Linked DNA regions of Mus musculus: region 1 is linked to region 2. Evidence: chromatin loops called from intact Hi-C (ENCODE). Cell type or tissue: left cerebral cortex. All regions are shown on one strand. Links, peaks and the distances in the headings refer to the core of each region. The heading gives the core; the rest is flanking DNA. Region 1 overlaps Fam53b (family with sequence similarity 53, member B). Region 2 holds the start of Fam53b (family with sequence similarity 53, member B).

Evidence for each region. Hi-C counts contacts between places; a loop is a spot of excess contacts. Peaks named below come from ENCODE experiments on the same cell type or tissue, not always from the same donor. Only the 100,000 strongest peaks of a DNase experiment are listed, where the experiment ranks them.
Region 1: a loop joins it to region 2, with 4 times the contacts of the local background. A loop is called at or near these places in 11 of 42 quality-filtered maps.

Annotation. Positions count from the first base shown.
Region 1 is chr7:132,708,011-132,718,392 of GRCm38, reverse strand. Fam53b (family with sequence similarity 53, member B) reads left to right here. Exons shown (of 5, transcript NM_001381858.1): 5 at 2,391-6,309. The coding sequence ends at 2,750. Among named protein-coding and RNA genes, the nearest start is that of Fam53b, 100 kb to the left of the region's middle. In left cerebral cortex, for the core only: a CTCF peak has its summit at 1,816 (motif pointing left); DNase peaks (open chromatin) are centred at 4,002, 4,795, 5,421, 6,233 and 1 more place; H3K27ac peaks cover 4,679 bases.
Region 2 is chr7:132,805,798-132,816,179 of GRCm38, reverse strand. Fam53b (family with sequence similarity 53, member B) reads left to right here and starts at 2,332. Exons shown (of 5, transcript NM_001381858.1): 1 at 2,332-2,599. In left cerebral cortex, for the core only: CTCF peaks have their summits at 2,283, 3,671 and 5,053 (motif pointing right); DNase peaks (open chromatin) are centred at 6,777, 7,082, 7,904, 8,521 and 6 more places; H3K4me3 peaks cover 4,505 bases; H3K27ac peaks cover 7,162 bases.

The DNA of each region.
Region 1 (10,382 bases), core at 1,357-9,356, 98 kb after region 2:
GACTATGGGTTTACACTAGACAGCAAATCCCAGCATCAGCAGGTTTACAGCTGGCTGGGGGTCTTCTGGCCTGAAACCCAGAGCTGAGCCCCTCAGCACCTCAGCCTGTTTTTTTTTTCTCTTTTATTTATTTCTTGATATTTATTTATTAGGCAAATTGTGGATGGGTGTGTTTGCTGTTGTGAGCTTGTGGAAGTCTGAGAACAACTTTTGGGGGGGGGGGTCAGTTCTCTAGGGATTGAACTCAGGTCGTCAGGCATAGTGCCTTGTCTTTGTCCATTGAACCAACTTGTTGGCCTCTCCTTTCTTTGTTAATTGAAAGAGCCCAAGAAAAGTGAACCAATCAGGAGGGTGTCTTTTGTGGAGTGTCAGGAACAGTGTGTGTGCCTGTGACAGGCACAGCCACCTTCCCCTAGAGAGAGCACCTTTCATCTTCTGTCTGTTGAGCCTGTTTTAATAGCCTGTTTGCAGTGGCAGCCAGCAGACATCTTTATTTCAAAGCGACACAAACACTTTGGCCTTTGAAAGGATTGGGGCCCTTGGGACAGGTCTGTGCCTTTCATTGGCAGGTGAGAGGCAGCAGGTGCTATTAAGTTCCTGTGCACTGGGGAAAAGCCAAAGCCTCTTTCCCCGGTTGCTACAGGGCCTTTGAGGGAAGTCAGGCGGGCCACGAGTGCCCCTTGCTGCAACAGCCCCTGTCCACGTCTGCTTAGGAGACCCACATTCGAACTGTGTTGTTGAATCTCTGGTTTGGTGGCACCACCTGACACTCCGGTCAGTGGCTTAAGACAGTATTGTCTTCGATGGTTCCTTCAGCTATCCCTGGTGCCTCACCAGGGAGAAGCTCTTGTGCAGCCACACTTCCTGCGGCTGTTACTATAACACCTCTTTCCGATGAGGCCACTGAGGCCCCCAGCGGCTGAGGGCTAGAGGCAGTCGAGCCTGCTCCTCCTGCTGCAGATCAGTGTGGGTCAAAAGTACCGTCCTCTAGATACCAGCTTCTTCAGCTCCAGGAGGAACCCAGAACTCAAGACCAGATCCCTGAATGGTTCTGATAGTACTCAATTAAGACGTCAGATAAAGATTTCAAATGCCCCCTCCCTGCCCCGCCCCGCCCCGCCCCATCCCACCTCTTTCTGGACAGAGGAAGTGGGTAGGGTAGGGGTTATGGCCACAGCATAGCCTGGTGCTGATTCCATCTAACTTGGCCCCCTTCTCGTAAGAAACATGATATTGTGTCAGTGAGCTCACGGCCACCCTAGTCTGTGTCTCTTGTCTGAAAGGACATGTGGAATCTGGGTCATTCACTAGTTTTATTTAATACAGTGTGGCCATGGGTATTCATGTGGGGCTGGGGATGTAGTTCAGGTAGAGGATAAAGTTAGCACATGGAAGGCTCTGGATGTCCAGCCTCCAGTACCACCAAGAAAAAAGTCTTGTATCTGTTCTTCCCACAGACCTTAAACTGTCTTCTCAGACTCAGTCAAAACCTCAGATTAAAAAAACATTCAGGGGCTGGTGAGATGGCTCAGTGGGTAAGAGCACCCAACTGCTCTTCCGAAGGTCCAGAGTTCAAATCCCAGCAACCACATGGTGGCTCACAACCATCCGTAACAAGATCTGACTCCCTCTTCTGGTGTGTCTGAAGACAGCTACAGTGTACTTACATATAATAATAAATAAATCTTTAAAAAAAAAACATTCAGGAAGAGGCTAGAGAGAAAATTCAGTGGTTAAGAGCACTAACTACTCTTCCAGAGGTCCTGAGTTCAATTCCCCGCAACCACATGGTGTCTTACAACCACCTGTAATGGGATCTGATGCCCTCTTCTGGTGTGTTGGAAGACAGCCAGTGTACTCATACATTAAATAAATTAATTAATTAATCTTTAAAAAAAACCACTCAGGGAAAACATTGTATCGGCACATAAAGAGCGAAGGGCACAGTATTAGCAGCCTCTGCTGAGCATCTGCATCATAGCAGGTATAGTTCTCAGCTGAGGGCTGACTGCACACATCACGTTAGGTAAGGATGTGCGCACTGAAGAGGGAGTGGGTCCTGGCTGGACAAGGGACACCTGGGATGAAATAGCCTTAGATCAGACATCTTGTTACCAGGCCACCTATTAAGTCTGAGGTTTGCCCACCTCACCGCAGCTGCCCACAAGCTGGGCCTCATCACATTTTTGCCTTTTATGTAGTGACTGGCCACAGGTTGTGTTCAGTGGCCAGAGGCACTTCTTCATGAACCATCCTCAGACTTGGTGATCTTACTACAGCCTGGCAGATTAACTACCAGCTAGGCTTTGTGTGGTTATGTAGGATGTGTGGTCTGAGGTTCCAAAGCGAGTCTGGCCTCTTCACTGACCACTGTATCTCTTCCTCCACAGAACTGTCAGACCTTCAGCAGCCTCAGTTGCCTGAACATGGGGGTGGACGACCACAGCTCCCAGAGCCCCTTTGCCCTCGTCAGCAGTACCCGATCCTGGACCGCATTGCTCTCAGCCTCCAGCCCAGGGGGCAGGACTCCTGCTGGGACCCCAGTTCCTGAGCCTGTTCCCCACTCCTTTGATGACCAGTTCACCTGCCAGGAGGACCTATCCTGTGACGAGTCAGATGGCTGCAGTCTAGATGAGGATTGCTGCAGGAAGGGGGATCCGGCCACATCCTGGCGGGACCGGGGAGCCTGCACGAACAGCCTCTGCTCTTTGGATGGCGAGCTGGACATTGAGCAGATAGAGAACAACTGAGGGCCCTGACCTGGGGAGGAGGCACTCCTCTAGGCCTTAGGTCACTCTAAGGGGGACCTGGCTCCTGGGTCTGACAGAGGCTCCTCCAAAAAATGGAGCCCACCCATTTTCAAAGGAACCAGCCATCACCCTGTAGTGCCCAAATTTGTGAAGGCAACTTGGCCACACCTCACAGGCGACAGCTGGCCTCCCACCAGTTCCATGGAACTACTGTAGCCCAAAACAGGTTTTCGGTTTGGTATCCTCCTCTTTGTTCCTTACGGAGTGCTGGGTAGCCACCATTTTCCAGTAGGGCTGGGCCAGCTGCACCCTTCAGGTAGGATGCCGGGGGCCTGAGCCCCCTTATAGCCTTGCTCAGGTTCCTTCTGGGGAGTTACCCAAAGCCTCCTTTACTTAGTTTACTCCGTGCCTTCTCTCCCAGGTCTCCCTGGCCCAGGCTTGGGAAGGTTCGGGAGACACCTCTTGTAGTGACAGCAGACCGTGTGGCCTTAATCCATTTGGGGCACTGGCAGGGATTCTGGGATAATCCATGTCCCATTTTTCGGGATCAGGGGATAGTTAGGAATGACCAGAAGCCATCCATATTGGGTAGGCATTTGGTGGTTGTGTTGACTGAAAGGTGGGCCCACCAGCTCTCCCATGTCACCAAGAATCACCCACACCTCTGCCACCTCAGGGGCTGCCTTGGCAAGGCTGACATTGGTAGCCTTCCTTCTGTCCCCAGTCCCTGAGAGCTGAGCTCAGTGAATTCAGCTGTGTATAGAGATGTCAGTGGCAAGATGACCTCTTCATAGTGTCCTCAGGATCTACAAACAGGTGCAGAAGTCTCGGCCCTGTGTACATTCCTGGGTAGAGGGATGTCTGCTGGCTGCTTTGCAGGCTAGCCACTCTGCAGGCTCCTCTCTGTAGCAGTCTATGTTGGGGGCCTGCAAGCCTCCACCACATTCCTAGCACATTGTTGCTTGTTCACAGACACTGCTGGCTTTAATGAAAGCATACCACCGTTGGCTTCAAGACACCCCCCACCCCCAGTCCACTGATGTGAGCCTAGCCCCAGGCTCTCCTCTGCAGGCCCAGCCACAGCATGGCTTGAATCACACTCCCCCTTGCAGCTCCTCACTCCCAGCATAATTCCCAGAGGGCATCCGTTCCGGCAGCTCCCCTCAGTCCTCCCTGCAGACATGCTACAGGGCTCTGCACGCTGGGACTCTGGCTTTTAGCAAACTTGGCATCTTCTGCAGACAATAGCAAGTGGGCTGGCTTACACAAGTGGCTTGTTTTCCCATAAGGCTAAAAATAACTGGTGCATTCTCTTGGGTTTGCGGACATGTGATCTAGGCACATTTGTAGTTGCTCTGCTGTGCCTACCCTCTGAGATTTCACTGTCTGCTGGCTGAGCCCAAATGGCTGTTACCTTTCTCCTAAAGAAAGACCTTGATGGGAACCTTTTGTTTCAACTTTAATTTGTCCATACACCAGAAGAACCGAGGCTCAAGTTCTGATGTATAAGGCAATGTTTCTCTAAAACCAGACCCAAAGTACAGGAAGCCCCGCTCCTATAACCCCAGGTTGGGTAGCCTGGTGGGTCCCTGTGGTGGTGGTCGGGGCCCAGCTGGCCTTGGGGGCACTGAGAAAGCAAAGTAGAAAGCTGGTGGAGGCATGACCTACAAGCCCTGCCTGGTGGATCACAGAGGAAGGTAGTTGAGAGGGCGTGGGATGCACACCCCAGTGCCCTGGTTCCCAGAAAGCCCACAGTGAGGGATTCTGTTATCTGAAAGAACTTTATGGTCCCTAAAGCTATTCCCACTCCCCCACCCCCCAGGAAAGGAGAGGCTGGGCTCTGTCCCCTGGTCTGCTTCACACAGGCTGTTAAGGCCAAAGCACAGAACAGTTGCCAGCTGCCTCTCCTGAGGACTGGGACCTGAGCTCCTGGTGGCAGGTGTGTGTCTTAAGGCTGATGTGTGGCCGGCTTGTCCGTAGACTAGCTCTCTTGAGCCTGCTGGCGGAAGGACAAACAGGAACTTGCTGAGTGACAGCTTCATCTTTGCTTCCTGCCTCTAGGAGACTGTTCCCTGGGCGGCAGTACTCCAAACCCGGGGTGGGGGTTGGCCCTTTGCAGTTTCCTCAGGCTTTTCTTGATGTCCCTGTCCCACTAAGGCCTCAGTCCAAGCACCCAGCAAAAGCAGCCAGAAAAGATGGTGGTAGCTTTTCTGCCTAGTGTGTTCATTTGCTTTCTGATGTTCTTTTCATCAAGTAAAGCAGGTTTTGTCTAGAAGGTTTCCAGTCAGCTTTCAGCAGTTGTGTGACCCAGACAGACCCATTCATCCACCCCATTCACTGGCCCCCAGACCTCTGGTCTTGGATCTCCTGGAAGAAGGTTCACCTGGGAGGTCCACTCTGTCTCCTGTGTGCGTGGCAGCACAGGCAGCAGGCAGACTGGCTCACCCGAGTGCCACACCCCAGAGAAGCTGAGGGTGGGCTTCACCACTCACCTGCCTAGGCAGCCTCCACCAAAGCCGACTGGGCCTCTTAGCACGTGACATCCCGTTCACTCCAGAAGCCACTGAACCGACAGAGTTGCCCTAAGCCGGGTACCTGACCTGAGTTCAGGGTAGCAGCCTAGACAGTTTACATGACTGCCCACTCCTGCCTTACTCCTGGGTGGTGAAGGTAGAAGCTGGCCAGCACCACGGGCTCCCTTCATGTAGGTCCATGGAACTTGTTCTGCCCACACATGCAGATGTGTATTCTCAGAAAGCCTTACTTTAAAAAAAAAATTTTTTTTTGTAGCAGGAAAGTTTTCTAAATTTGTATGCAGAAAGTTAAATAAAATGAAGGCCCACATTAAACAGGACATGCTCACTCCCCCAGTTTCTAGATGGGTCTCCTATGCAGACCAATGGCCATATTTTATTATGGGTTCATTTAGTGTTCACAGCAGTTAGAACTCACCCCTGGATCCTGCAACCCATTTCCACTGATGTGGTTAAAATTACTTGAATGATGGCCACTTAAAACGTAAGCCAGGGGCCAGGGCTCAGGGACGCTCCGCCCATACAACCCATGATGCTGCCCCTTGCCATGCCCATGCTGCTGGTCCCACCCCTGCCCCTGGTGCCAGGCCTCTGAAGGAGGCAGAGAAAGATACTCTAGAATTGCAGACTGATGGAGCTCCTTTAGGCTAGATAGGATAGCCTGACGTAGCATAGTCTCATTGGCAAATGAACTGCATCGTCAGTGTTTGGGGGCACCCAGGGGTCAGGGACAGATGAGCCCACAGGCCGTGCTAGGGCCACGTGTGCCGTCCCAGCCAGGCAGCAGCAGCAGCAGCAGCAGCAGCAGCGGTACTGTTTGAGGCAGTGTGGTGAATGGCGTGGTGAGCCAGAACCCATCAGGGCTGCAGCCTGTAGGCTGCCCATGCTGGGTCTGCTCGTTAGCACCACGCACCATCGCCTGCCTCCCCCCCTGACAGGCCGTGACTGTCTTGCACTACAGCCACTCTAGTCTCAGGAATTTGCTTGTTCCTTTTACTGTGTAAATAAAGCTTCCTGGTCCAACACCCGGCTGCCTGCGCATGGCTGTGTGCTTTTTGTTGGGGGCAGTGAACCAGCAGCTCTCCTGTCAGCTCTGGACTGGGAGAACTGCGGGACGGACTTCTGTCCCCATGCCTCAGAGAGAAGGCGAAATGCTGGGTGGCTGTGGGAGTAACTGCTGCCCATAGCCACAGCCGCCATCGCAGGGAGCCGCAGAGGAGCCAGAGACATTGGCATGGGGGGGGGGGGGCATGGTGTGCTGCTACTTCCAAGGGAGCAGGAGAGGAAGCTGCCCTGGCTGAGAGGCAGGCCACTAAAGAGACCCTGGAGGCCGTAGAGCTGGGCTGTCAGCTCAGGGCCTCGCCCCCGCGGAGGGCAGCGCAGTTCAGAGCTCTGCTTCTTGGGCTGTGGAGATACTAGAACACACAATTCACCCCTGGGATGGGCACACAATCCAGTGCTTACCCTCCAAACCAGACACCTGAGTAACTACAGCTCAGGAGAGCACTGTGTCTGCAGTCCTGAGGACCCCAGCAGAGAGGTACACTTAATGTCTGTCACCCAGTGTTGGTCCCTGTAACTGACCATGGAATGTTCTCCCAGAGCCTCTGCTATGGCCAGACCATCATAGTCTGGAGGTGACATCCTGGACCACTCTTCTGTTTTGCTGCTTTGGCAACAGATCCCTTGTCAAACTATATGTGAGTGTGTATCTTAAGAGGCGGTGGACAGAGAGATGGCTCCGTGGTTAACCAGAGGACCCAGAGTCAATCCTCAGCGCCCATACAGGAGCCATAATCATCTGGATTATATATATAGTTCCAGGGGATACAGTGGCAGTGTACATGGCATAGGGACATGCAGGCAGAACATCCATAAACTACATACATACATACATACATACATACATACACACACACATATGAAAGAAAAAAGAAGTGTTCCAGAGTGGTGGCACATATCTGTAACCCTAGTCAGCACTCTGGAGGCTGAAGCAAGAGGATTGCGTATTTAAGGTCAGCTTGGGCTAAATATCAGGATCCTGTCTCAGAACTCCCCCCACAAAGCCACCCTTTGTGGTTGGGGGTGGGCGTAGCTTGGCAGGTAAAGGCCACCACATACACACTGGCACACACCCACACACCATATACACAGTTAAAATCAGGGCGTGAGAGCAAGGTCCCAGGCTGGCCATTCAGTCTTCCTAGGACACCAGCCTTCTGCCTTTCATATACGGTAAGTAGTTCACAATAGCAGGACAGAGGGCAGGAAGGCCACAAGCACAGTCCTGCTCCTTAGATTCACAATGGCCTTGAATGACCCAACTGCCCCCCTAACCTGCACCTCCTACTCTCCAGTGGTACCAGCCTCGTTCTAGCCCTGCCCCAGCTCAAGTTGACAACATGCACAGGACTCTGTCCTGATGCCTCCCCACACTGCTGTCTCCTGCACCAAATATGAGGTCTTCTGAAAATAGGATCCTGTTCGCAGCCAGGCTTGGGCTCACTCGATGCCCTGTTGTCTGACAGCAGTAGGCCTCAGCGTTCTGCAGTCCCCAAGCCCGGCTGGTTCAGGGGTCCACCCATCTAGGGATGTTCCCAATCACTAAGTAGGCCCCCTGTCTATACACGGAATGGTGGGCCAACGGGCTTCTGGGAGAGCAGCTCTTTCCCAAAATGTGGGTAGGGAAAAGTCCCTCCCCACAAAATGCCCAACCTGGGCAGTGACCTTCAAGTGGCTACTGTTTTTTGTTTTTTGTTTTTTTAACTTTTTGGTTGTATTTCCTACGTAATAATGCTCCTACAACCCCAAAACTTGGTGCAAAATGCTCAGTCTGCCTATTATCCATGGAAAAGCTGGTGTGATAATGATAATCACACTGGCTTGTAAGGTGGGTCCCTGAGCACCCTGTAGACTCAGCACATGGTTGGGTCTTCCCATTTTAAAGAGATCTGCAGGAGGCTTTCTTCCTGCCTGTTCCACCTGCTAAGGATGTAAGAGTCAGAGGCAGATGAGTCCCTTGTGGCTGACTGCTAGGTAGCTGAAGATCAAGAGAAGGGGAGGCTGTGCTGCTGGGTAGTGCTGCCACCCTGAGAAACATCAAGGCAAGAGGGTAGTCCTCTAGGGGAGTAGGAATGGATCCTCTCAGGAGGGAGAGGACAGCTGAGCACTGGATGATTGCAGCCCCGAGGTCACCACAGGCCATCTTCACGGGATTGCAGGCAAGGCTGGAGGGAGCATCTTAGAATCCGTCTTCAGAAAGAGCATAAGACACAGGCTAGACCTTGAGTCTCCACTCTCTCTTTTACTCCTAGAGACTCCTTGGAAGAGTCACTTTAAGGACCATTTCTCTGAGTTCACTGTGGCTCAGAGGATAGTGTGGTCTCTGACCAGATCATATAGGGCCTGAAGCCCACTCCTTGGCAGAAAGAGAAAACCCAGCTTATCTGGAGAGACCAGCCAAGGAGAGCCAGCTTGGTCACTGCTCAGGAAAAAAAAGGGGGGTGGGGGAGAGAACCCCAATACCCATGGGGCACACTCATCAGCAAGCACAGCCCACTGCAATGGCTCCAAGTGGCCTGAGCTACTGGGGGAACTCTACTGGAGCTTTCTGTATATCCAGCTAAGAGGCAAAAGGCCATCCATCCCTTGAAGGTGAATGGCACTGGCCAGACTGGTGGCCCCTCATCCTGATGCAGATACTCAGCCAATTTCTTCCTCTGAGAGCCTAGAGGTCAACCTGCCCACTAAGGCCCCACTGGTGTGTTCACCGTGCCAGAGGGAGTGTCGTTGTCTAGGGAAATCTCAGAGGACCTCTGACTCCTTTACGTGTGTACAGTTGCACAGTGCGTGCACACATGCAGAGGCCAGATGTCAAACTCAGTTTTGGTCTTCAGACTACGTCGCCCTCCCCCCGGTGTGTGTGTGTGTGTGTCTGTCTGTCTGCCTGCCTATGTCTGTGTAAGCCAGAGGTCAGTGTCAGATGTCTCCCTCAATCTTTCTACCTTACATTTTTATTTTTCACTATATTTATTTATATGAGCGTGTGCAAGTCTATGGGCCACAGCCTAGGTATAGAGGTCAGGAAACAATCTACTTGTAGGAGTCAATTCTCTCCTGTCATATGGGTCCCAGGGATCAAACTCAGGTTGTTAGGCTTGGTGGCAAATGCCTATTCACTGAGCCATCTTGCCTGTTATTTTTTTTTTTTTTTTTTTTTTGGAATAGTATTTTACTGAGCCTGGAGCTCACTGACTGGGCCAGGCATGGCTGTCTATCTAGCTCCCAGGATCCTCCTGTCTGCACCTGCTTAGCATGGGATTACAACTGCACACTTCGGGGCTAGAGAGATGGCTCAGCAGTTAAAAGTACTAGTAAGCTGCTTTTCTAGAGGACACAGGTTCAATTCCTAGCACCAACATGATAGCTCACAACTGTAACTCTAGTTTCAGAGCTTCTGACACCTTTACACACACACACATGTAGGCAAAACCCCAATGAAAATAAAAATAAATTATTTTTTAAAAGTACATACTGGTAACACCCTCTGTTGTTGTTTGGTTCTTTGGTCTTCTTGGAGGGCTTCTCAGTGTAGGCTTGGCTATTCTAGAACTCACTCTGTAGACCAGGCTGGCCTCGAAGTCACAGAGATCTGCCTGCTTCTGCCTCCCAAGTGCTTGGTAGTTTGAGGGGGTCAATTCCAGCCTCATGATTAAATGGTGTCTTAGTCAGGGTTTCTATTCCTGCACAAACATCATGACTAAGAAGCAAATTGGGGAGGAAAGGGTTTATTCAGCTTATACTTCCACACTGCTGTTCATCACCAAGGGAAGTCAGGACTGGAACTCAAGCAGGTCAGGAAGCAGGAGCTGATGCAGAGGCCATGGAGAGATGTTCTTTACTGGCTTGCTTCCCCTGGCTTGCTCAGCTTGCTCTCTTAGAACCCAAGACTACCAGCCCAGGGATGGTCCCACCCACAAGGGGCCTTTCCCCCTTGATCACTAATTGAGAAAATGCCTTACAGCTGGATCTCATGGAGGCATTTCCTCAACTGAAACTCCTTTCTCTGTGATAACTCCAGCTTTGTCAAGTTGACACA
Region 2 (10,382 bases), core at 1,031-9,030:
TTGATACAAGTTAGAGTTGGCTACACCCTTCCTTAATAAAATACACCCTTATTGTCTCCTGTTGCTTAAGAGCTGTAAGCTTGGAATTGGGGAGCTGTAACAGTGATGCCCAGTGAAGGATACATGATGCATACAATACACACAAGCAGCCTTCTATTTGCTAGGCTTCCTTTTGGGGGAAAGCCAAAAGAACCAGCATTGCTTTATCCCTGTGTCTCATATTGGTCTTAGAGGAAGAGACTAAGTAATCCCTGTATTTTATACTTTCCGGGGTGTTGCACGCTCTAAATCAGGTTAGTATTTATTGAAGATAATGGCAGAGTTACGGGTGGTCGTTTTTTAGATCTGTGGATTTATTTCTGAATTGGCCTGTGAATTTGCGTTTAGGTGTCTGGCTGTACTCTACGTCTGGTTCTGATTTGGTTGACCATTTAGACACGAATAAAGACTAGACAGAGCTTCCTCTTCCCAGCTGCTGCTTACCTAATCTTACATGCAGTTGACTGGGTTTGTGTCTGTCCTGAAGTAAACAGAACTTTAATACAGCAACCTAATGGACAGGACTTTTTATAATAAAGAGCCATCACATTTAGCATTAAGAAACCAAGATGTGATGACGTGTATGGAAGACTGGCAAAAGCCTTAATGTGTGTGTGTCTTTTTAGTCTTGAAGATTCAGACTTAGACAACTCCGTTGGTTACCCAGCTCCTTAAGGAGGGATTTTAGTCCTAGGCAAGGTCAAGAAAGGCTAAGAACCAGAAAAACAGGCTGTTTAGGGTTGGAACTGAGGTGTTGGCGCAGAGGAGCTCCCGTGACCCCCATCCGTGGAATTTCATGAGACTAACATGGTTCTGAAAGCAACAAGAGTAATGGCTGCGATAATTGTTTCCAGGCTTAGGACCCCTGGCATCTTGATTTTTTTAAGTTGACCTGATGAACTAGTAATTGCAGGGATAAATGGAATGTTTGCCAGCAGGAGTCACTCTAGGCCTCCCAATAAAAAAAGCTAAGTGCATTAAATTCTATTCTTACAGAGCTTGGAGGCTAAGGTGGTAGTGCTGTGATCAGGTGGCTTTTGGGAAGTGACCGTAAGTGTATTATAGTAGCCTCTGCTTTGCCCATGTGCCTGCCTTCTTTTGACAGAACATGTGGTTCTTATTCCTTTAAAAAAAAAAAAAACATAGCCCTTAACATGTTTCTTAAAAGGAAGTAATGTATTATGGATATTAGCATCTTTGTAGTCTGTGTATTAGCACACTTGGCCTTCTTAGAGTGATTTGATTATGTTCGAATCATCTCTCTGAGGTGAACACACATCCTTCCTTCTGATGAGCATCTTCATCTTATGGCAGAGTCTCTGAAATGAGCTGTAGTTAGTGTGAAATATGTTAGCTTATGCCTTTCTGAAAAGAATAGGTCCAGTGTGGTCACAAACTGAAATATTTCAGCAATAGCCATGAAATCTAATAGTTTCCCAAGTGCACACAAACTCAAAAAGTTAATTGTTCATTTATGTTTGATACTAGGATTGCAACATTGGATTAAAACCAATTAAATGTTCCTCGAAGCAACAGAAAAAGTTTCCTGATTTATGAATAGAACCATTCAAACGGTGCAGACACAATCCATGTAAAGTAATGAGGTGTTTTGTTTTTTTGGCAAAGGGGAACGCAAAACAGGCATAGAGTCTTAAAAAAAACTCTTAAAAATCTTTTTGGATAAGGTTAATAACACACATCAGCAGGAAGGAGTGATGGGAAATCTAGGACTTCATTTCACAAGGAACGTTATCCCCTCCCCCCCCAGGTGAGCTGCACAATGAAAATACTCTGCTTATTCTATCAGGGTTACATTCCTGCACTTGAGTCAACATCCTAAGTTACAGAACTAAACATGCCCTGCCTCTGCTTAGCAACCGCAAATCCTTCCTTCCCCAGTTGCATGTATTTTGGATGTGGCATCTGAAGTACAAATTCCTCAAATTCGATTGCACCCAGAGTCAGGAACAGTGCTTTATTATCCTAAAGTGTGACCGCACCAGAGTCCGTGCCACCTCCCTTTGCGGTCTTGTTCGCCACAGATTCTTTTAAACTGCTAAGCCAAACCCGGAAGCTGGCCATCTGAAGCCCACGAGGCCTGAGTTTCAATCCTGACTTGTGCGGTGCTACTTCCCTGAGCCCCGGCATCCAGGCGTGAGAGGTGCGTGGTGCGGGTTCACTGGACACCCGGCCACACTGACGGAGGCGCGCCGTGGACCCCCCCCCCTCTCCCCGCCCACCGGCGGCTGCGCGCACTGCACCTCGTAGCGGCACGCCGGGCGCCCCGGCCGCGACGCCGCCCGCACAGCGCCACCGAGTTCACGCAGCCGCGGTCGAGCTGCCCGGCGGCAGCAGTGGGCATTGGCGGCCTGGCCGAGGTCGGTTAAAGGGACGAGTTGCAAACAGTTCAGGAAGTGACAAGTCGATTTCCTCCTCCCCGGGAGTCGCTCGGTACAAAGCGCTCGGCGCCGGCCGGAGAGCGTGCGCACGGCGGACGCGGGCGTGCAGCCCGGACGACTTGGCGAGCGCTTGCAGTGACGGCCCGCGTCCGGCGCGCACAGTAAGCGACCCGGCCGGGCAACCGCGCCAGGGGGCTGGTCCGGAGTGGGGTCGGTGCGAGCTCCCCGGCGGCGGCGGCGGCGGGGGAAGTTGGGCTCGCGTGCGCTGCGCTCGCTCTTTCCTTCCTTAATGCTGCTGGCTTTCTTTCTCCCTGTCTCCTTGTTATACGGCGGATCCGGTGGTTTCTACCGGCGCCGACTCTTGCTCGCCCTGGTGCAGGCGTGAGACTTGTCAGCGCGCTGGCGGGGGACGAGCAAACCTAGCGCTGCCGAAAAGTCTGCGCTCCGCCGACCCAGCGGACGGCCGCGGAGACGGCTGCGTCCCGAGCAGCCTCCTCCTTTGAGGCTCAACTTGAGCCCTGGCTTGTGGCAGCAGCGAAGGCGCTGAGCCCCGAAGTTCCGCATCGTTTGCAGACAACTCTTTTGTTCACGGAAGTTTACACCCGCCACCCCTGGGATGCGGGCGCGCAGGGACGACTCCAAGGCTACACGACTGACCCGCGCGGTGTCGATGGGGGTGAGAGGGCGCTCTGCCTAGGGAGGGGGAAGCAGGCGGCGTGGCCGAGGCCAGGGCTTGAGGAGTGGGGGGTCGCCTGTGCCGGCGTGGTTTTTGCACATGGCGAAGAGGGCCGTCCGTCACAGGATACTAGCCTAGTCACATTTTTTTTTTTTTCTTTCTGCCAATCCTTGGTTTGCTAGCCGGTGGGAGTCAGGTTGCCAGCTAGGGGTTTCACTTGGTGGAACCGGGACCAAAGAGACTTGGAAACCCAGAATCCGAAGAGGGTGATTTGAGTTGACCCAAGTGTTTTCTCGACCCCCCCTCCCGCCCCCACATACACAAGCTCCTCTTCTACCCTCAGACTAGGGGAACAGTGCTTGCGGGTGAGTGGGACAAGGGCCTGGAATTGCGTGGGCAGGCTTGTTCTGGACCCTCGCCTTTGGACGCCCCCTGATGCTCCTGACCGCCGGGTTCGTTAACACGTACTGTACTTAGTACCATGGCGAACAAAGAAAAGCTCTTTGCAGCATTTGGTGAATGGGATTCTGCCTCCTATAGGCCACACTCTTGAGTTTTCCATACGGTAAAATTGGGACTCTGGTGTTGGGAAAGTGGCCCCCGTCGTGGGTTGCATTCAGGTCCTGGCCCCATTTGTGCTGCCGCTGCCGCCTCTGCCGCCTCGGTACTTGTCTCGCAGGAGTTGGTACAGATGGAGCTAGGCTGGTGGTGGTTCAACAGGAACAAATGTTTGTTGAATTATTGGACGGTGGAGAAAGGGACTGTTTTCTGTTGACTGCTTCAAGAGTTGGAATGACATTGTTTGTTGGCCCAGGAAGCCAGGCAAAATGTCTTGGGCTCCTTCAGCATATTAGCAGACCTCCAAATGACATGCTAGCATATGTGTTCCCAGCAGTCCCCACGCCTGGAAGGGGGGAAGCCCTCCTTGCTGAATCCTGGACTCCCGTTTTGAACGATATGACTTGATTTGAGGCTCTGGGGAAAGAATGGAGTCTGCGCACCCGTGCAACTCACGATCTTGACTGGGCCACCAAGTTTTGGTTTCATTTTAATTTTTCCACTTAGCAGGGACTTATCTCAGTTACAGTTCTGACAGTGAGTTGAAGGTCTGTAGATTCCCCTTCCCCCTTTGCTGTGCGCTAGATTAGCAGAAAACTTGTTCCAGGTGATAGGCCCCCTTTAGTGAAAGAAGGGTTGAGTATTAAGGTTAGTAACTGTAGTTGTAGACTCAGGGGGTGTGCGGATCCAGTTTCTGGACCCTGTGGTAGTCAAGAAATCTAAGAGGCTTGGGGAATGCCTGCGGTTTTCTTCCAAGTGTCCACATCGGGAACAAGATGCTCTTGAGACCAGTTCAGAATAGCTCTGGTCAAGGACTTGCGCCTACCCACCCCCTACCCCTCCCCCCCCCCCCCCCCCCCCGCACACACCACAAGAGTGTGATGTGCGTTCATTTTAACATCAAAGCAAGCATTCTGGAAAGGCTGGCTGCAGACCTTGGACTCTAAGGTTGTTGAAGGCAGGATAAGTTCACTGTTTTGGTTGATAATGATTCTAATCAGCTTCTCTCCCTTTGTTTCCAGTGTAGTAGGTATGTTATGGAAAGAGTTTTAGATAGATACTTCAAGGTCTTCATAGAGGAGTCACTCAACTGACATTTTACAGGAAGCCCTTCCTGGGTGCTCACCTGCTCCCCCACCCCCTTTCCTTCTCTCTCTCCTAACCGTCCCCTCTCTCCCACCCTCTCTTCCTCTGTCCCTCCCTCCTCACCTTTCTTTTGCTCCTTGTTAGTTGGTACCCCCTAGCATCCCCATCCTGTAGTTCCATAGTAGCTGGTTTGTTTTAAGTGAGTTCCTTGAGCTGGTGCTTGACCCATGATGGGAGCTCAGCCAAAGCTAGCTCTCCTCCTCCTCCAGGAGAGAGCTGTGTCTAAATGCTGTCAGCAGGGGGCACTGTGGAGCAATCTGGTGCCTGCAGAGCTCTTTAAAATGCACACCCTTCCCAGCCACTCCTCTTCAGCTGGCACTGAGGGTTGAGGGCTGGGTCCTCTGTCCCAGCTGAAGTGTCATTCAGGCATGAGACTTTCTAGGGTTAAATCATGCACAGTCTGGAAAACTTGTTTGTACCCATAAGAGGGGAAAAAAAAAACCCACTGAAGTAAACACTCAGGTCAGCACAACCGCCACCACTGTGCACACCTCTCTGATGTGTAATAAAAGAAACCTGCAGGCATAATTTGTTATGTAATATGCTGATAGTACAAGTTTTGGTTTTAGATGGGAACCAGATGTGGACAGACCCTGTTTAATTGCTCTTGAGATGAGGGGAGGGGGTGTTAATAGATTAAGTAGTTCTGCGAACCCCAAAGGTGGTTTGTTTTTTGCTTTGACTTAGGGGATAGCCCCAATCTCAGGGCTCTCTCTCCAGGTTACTGCCTCTCTGTCGGGACTGCTGCAGCTGTCCTTTTTGTCAGACTCCTCCTCTCTCAAAAGAGCCAGTTTGTTGCCAACGCGAAGCACATGGCTGGGTCTAGCTGGGCTCAGCGCTGCTTAGCTCTGCTGGGCTCTGTTCCTCCTCTTCTCTCTCCGTCCAGCTGCTGCCCTGCCCTCCACTGTGTGAGACAGAATGGCCCAGGGACTTGGGTCCTGCCAGAAGTGCTGAGTGCTCTCCTTCATAAACATTGTCCTGGAGGAGTGTGTTCACACTTGTTCAGTGAATACCTTTTCCCAAAACTTGTGCACTTAGTCTTCTCTGATTAATTTCTGTTTGTTTCCTGCCCAACTTTATGAAGATTTTTTTTTCTCTATACACTCGAATCACCTTTATTATTCTCCAGGGTTGGGGACTGCTTAGTAATAGCTGACCCCATTAACAGCAGCTTCATTGCTTGCTGGGATTGTGAACTTTGGAAACAAACCCAGAGGCTTAGATATGCTGATGTGCCCTGAGACTTGCTTAGAAAATTTTTGTTTTAGTACAGTTTACATTAACATGATTAATGGCCATGCCACTGAAAAGTCTATATTCAAAAGCAGCTCCCGTTCCCTAGGTTCTTCATATGGTGAAGTAAGGTTCCTTGCCAAACAACATTGTTTTAGGGTAACTGGGTTGGCTTAACGCAGACCTCTAGTGCGCGTGGTTTGGCCTGAAGGCTTGGCCTTTGCACGTTTGGAGTTATGGTTTTGATGGTGTCTGTCTTAATCGTAAGGAACCCAGGTCAGAGGGAACCTCTGTGAAAATGCTCTGAGGATCTGAGCAGAAACCAATGCTTTTTGAATAAAGTGGGAGAGATTTGGCTGCAGGATGTTTTGGAGGGGTGCTGGGAGGCTGGAGCCAAGGACAAGGTTGTCCCCTACCCCTAAGTGAATGGAGACACTTGAGCTTTTCTGAAAAAGAAAAAAAAAAATAGAGATGTCCTTGGTCGTCCTCCCCCCACCTCCCCCTCCGTCGTTGTTAAATGCCAATTGATTGAGAGGGAAAGCGCTGCTGGGTGGGTCTGCGGGCAGCCTCGGGAACCAAGAAAATAAAAACACTTTCGAAGGACTCGGCAAGAGTTTGCATTTCAAAGGGTCTACCTTGTAGACTTTCACATCACGTCAGGGGTTACAGAGAAGTGTGACAGGCACCCCCACTCTTTTAACCGGTCTCTCTCTCCTGCTGTGGGGGCTGGAGGGGAAGCTGCCTTTTGCTTGGGGGATGGGAACAGTGTGGCCAGATCTTGCTAGGACTTCATAGAAAGGAGAGCAAACCTCAGAGTCATCCTTGAATCTCTAGGGGGGGGGGGGGGGGGGAGTACTTTTCCCACTGTGTCACTCTCAGGCCGGCGACAGCAGGTCGTGTTGGTAAACAGCCCATCTGACCCCTGGACCGGGTAGCAGGCCGACATTTGATTCTTCCTCTCACCCTTTCCCTTCTTGCACTATACAAAGAAGCAGATTCTTGCCCAGTGCTAGTGTAATGCTGCCCCCAAGGCTGTAGCCCAGTAGATGCAGGCTGAGACTCACGGGGGAGGGGTGTGTGGAGCCCGGCCTCCTCGAGTACGGGCAGCCCGCACTTCCACAGAGGAAACTGAGGCTCTGAGAAACCAGATACCTGGTCCAAGGCCACACAGCTGGAAGGCAGAGAAGCCAGTAGCAGCTGCTGAGTCTGGCTGGCTGAAAAGCCTGCTTTTCCCCTCCACCCTGCTATCAGTCTTGAGTGTCACAAGCTAGAGGCACTAGGTTCTGTTTCATCTCAAAGCATAAATTTTGTTTAGTCTTGTTAGCACAACAGCAAAACTTAACATTTTTAACTGCCCGTTTCTCCACGCCTCTCCCTGTCCTGTGCCCACCCACCCCCCCACCTTGTTTTTTTCTTTTTCTTTAATTGAACTCTTGAATTCTATCTTCTGCAGGCCCAAAGGCGGGGCCCTAGCTGGGGGACTGAGATGTTTTGCTTGAACTTTCAAAAGACAGATTCACAAGAAAATGTAATTATTCCCAGTGACCTTCTGGGGGAAACAGGAAGTAAATTTGGCAGCTCCAGCCTCCCCATTTATTCAGATTCCATTTTTTCCACTCAAGAGATTGTTAAAAGGGTTTTCAAAAGGCCTGTGGGCCTTTTTTTTTTTTAAGTCTAGCTTTTTATTTTTATTTTTATTTTGCATTTGTGATCCAGATGTCTGAAAGTAAATTATGTTGCGGTGCTTGCCATCCCAGGTTCGTACAAGTATCATATTTTGTTTACATGTCTGAAGTAATCAGAGAACACAGTTGCACATCTTCCAGCACAGGGGAACTGGGTCTGCCCCTGCCAGTGCTGGCCCGACTCCTCATCCCCAGACAGATGGTTGGTTCAGTGCAGGCAGTCCAGTGTGTGGATGTGCTGTGGCTGTGGGGGTGTGCTCTTCAGCAAGGCCTCCCTGCCTAGGTCTCCGACCTTTCTTTCTCTAAAGTGTGTGTGTGTGTGTGTGTGTGTGTGTGTGTGTGGGGGGGGGGGGGGAGTGATGTTAGATCCCTGTGTGCTGAATTTTTAGATGGCAGGGCAGTCGCCTTCCTGCATGGCTGTGAATTACTTACTGTAGAGGTTTTTTTTTAAAAAAAAACAAAAAAACAAACCTAGTTGCCTGACTATGCAACTTCCAAGCATGGCTGGGGTCTGGGGCTGGGGGTGGGGTCGGGACTCAAGCACTGGTATTTCTAATGCTCCTGAGTTGATTCTGTTGGACACTTGAGACTGAGGGACAGGGCAGACCCTACCATACTTTGGTCTCTTTAGCAGGGGATTAGGGGCCTTCTGGTGCAGGCGAGGAGCAAAAGCCTTTGGAATTTTCCACTGCTGCCTCCTCCTCCGTCTCTGTGAAGAAGAATCTGAAAGGTACTCACCTCTGGGCGAGGTGCCCACTGTGGACGGCATCCAGGTAGTTCCTGTTTCTGTTGTCAGGAACCCAGTCTTTGCTCAGGGTTCTTGAGATCTCTGAGTTACCTACCTCAGTGCTGGGGAGGGAAGGAGGCCGCCCAGGCTGTGTTTTCAGAGTGGTTCTCTAAAGCAAGCTTCCCCTGGACTCCATGGAGGTTTGTTTAACACATGATGGTTTCAGGGGAGGCAGGATGCAGCTCAGGGCCAGGGCACAGCTCAGTAATCTTTCTATGGAAATGAGGGTCAGACCTGGATTTACCTCATAGCTCAAAGCTATTCATAGGGTTACAGTGTGTAGAGCTGGCCAGTGGCCTTGGGGAGAGACCTTCTCCGACCTCCCAGTTCAGACTAAAGGAAGAGAGTTCCACCACTCTGGAAATAAGGTGACTGCTGAGATTGCCTGTACCCCCCTCCTCTCCTGAGCCTTCACCCGCTGATCTCTCCTCCTGGGATCTCATCCCAGCCTCAGACCATCTGCTTCCACACAGGTGCAGGCTGACCACATCACTGCCGCTCAGAGCTCTTCAACCAATCAGCGCATACTCGCTTGCTCTTGGCGGGTGACAGAGCCATTTTCTGCCTCTCTGCAGGCCCATGCTTACCTCAGCTGAGAGGTGGGTGGATGGCTCAGTGTGCTCAGCCAGTGTTCCTCACTGAGAGATGGGGCGGGATGGAAAGGCCCGAAGCCAGGGCAAGATATGATTCATGAAAAAAGGTGTTGGCCTCTAAGCCCCTAGATCTCTGTGGCAGTGAGTGAGATTAGTTTGGACCCGGTACAGGGCAGAGAGAGGGCGAATTCTCCACGATAGGTTTTCCCACGTTTATCCTGCAGACATTGCCTGGGTCTTGCTGAGTGTCCAGCTTGGAGATAGGCAACTTGCTTCATTAGTTTACTCGTTGCTCAGCGCACTGGCCCCATGGTATTGCTTAGAGGAATCTCTTGCCCTCTTGAGAAGGTCTCTAGGATTTAATCTCAGCCCTCCTATCATGCCGTACCTTCTCCACCAATTCTAAGGAAACAGACTTTTTGCTATAAGCAGTGTGCACTCCTGCCAGGAGGGGCCTTGAATAATCCGTGTGGTAGGTTTCTTCTGTCTGCTCCATTCACCTTGTCACATGGAGGCCACCTTCCCTCCCAAGCTGAAGCACAAAGTACTGTCCCTGCCAGACAAAAAGCCCAGCTGGAGGAGGCTTTGGCTGCTCTGGCGCTCACACTGGCCAAGGGCCTGGAATCAGAGGGAGGTTCTGCAGGCTTACTGTCAACAGTCTTTCTGCATGTTTAGAGGTGAATGCTAATGTCCGGATGCGACTTGCCATCTTCTGGGTGGAGGGGGAAGGACTGTCTCTTGGTGTCAGTGAGTAGGGTGTATGTCTGTGATTCTGTGTCTTTAAAAGGTGTAGAGAGAATGCAGGGTGGTCTCTCTGGCATAGTTCTACAGACTGGGCCCTGGGAATTGTGTCTCCATGAAGTCCCTCTAGCAGCCATGTGACTTTCCCAGTTGTAAGATCCTGGGTACTATACTGCTTCCTAGCTAGGCCTCATTTGTCTGCTACTGTCTCTGGGCCTCAGGCTCCATAGCTTGCTTGCACGCCTCCAGTGTTTCAAGAGGATCCAGTGAGGATTTGGGTTTTTTTGTTTGTTTGTTTGGTTTGGTTTTGTCTGTAAAGCCCCTGTCAGAAGGAGGGTGGTGCCACGTGGAGGGATGTAAAATAGGAGATGGCTGGCAGGCAGAGGTTCTGTCATGGGCCCAGGACAGTCTCCTTGTCAACCAGGGAGTGGGAAGAAGCAGGGACTGTTCATTAACACAGGAGCTTAGAGCTAAGTGTCGGGGAAACCATTCCCATATCATTTCAGGCAAAGACAGCATTCATCT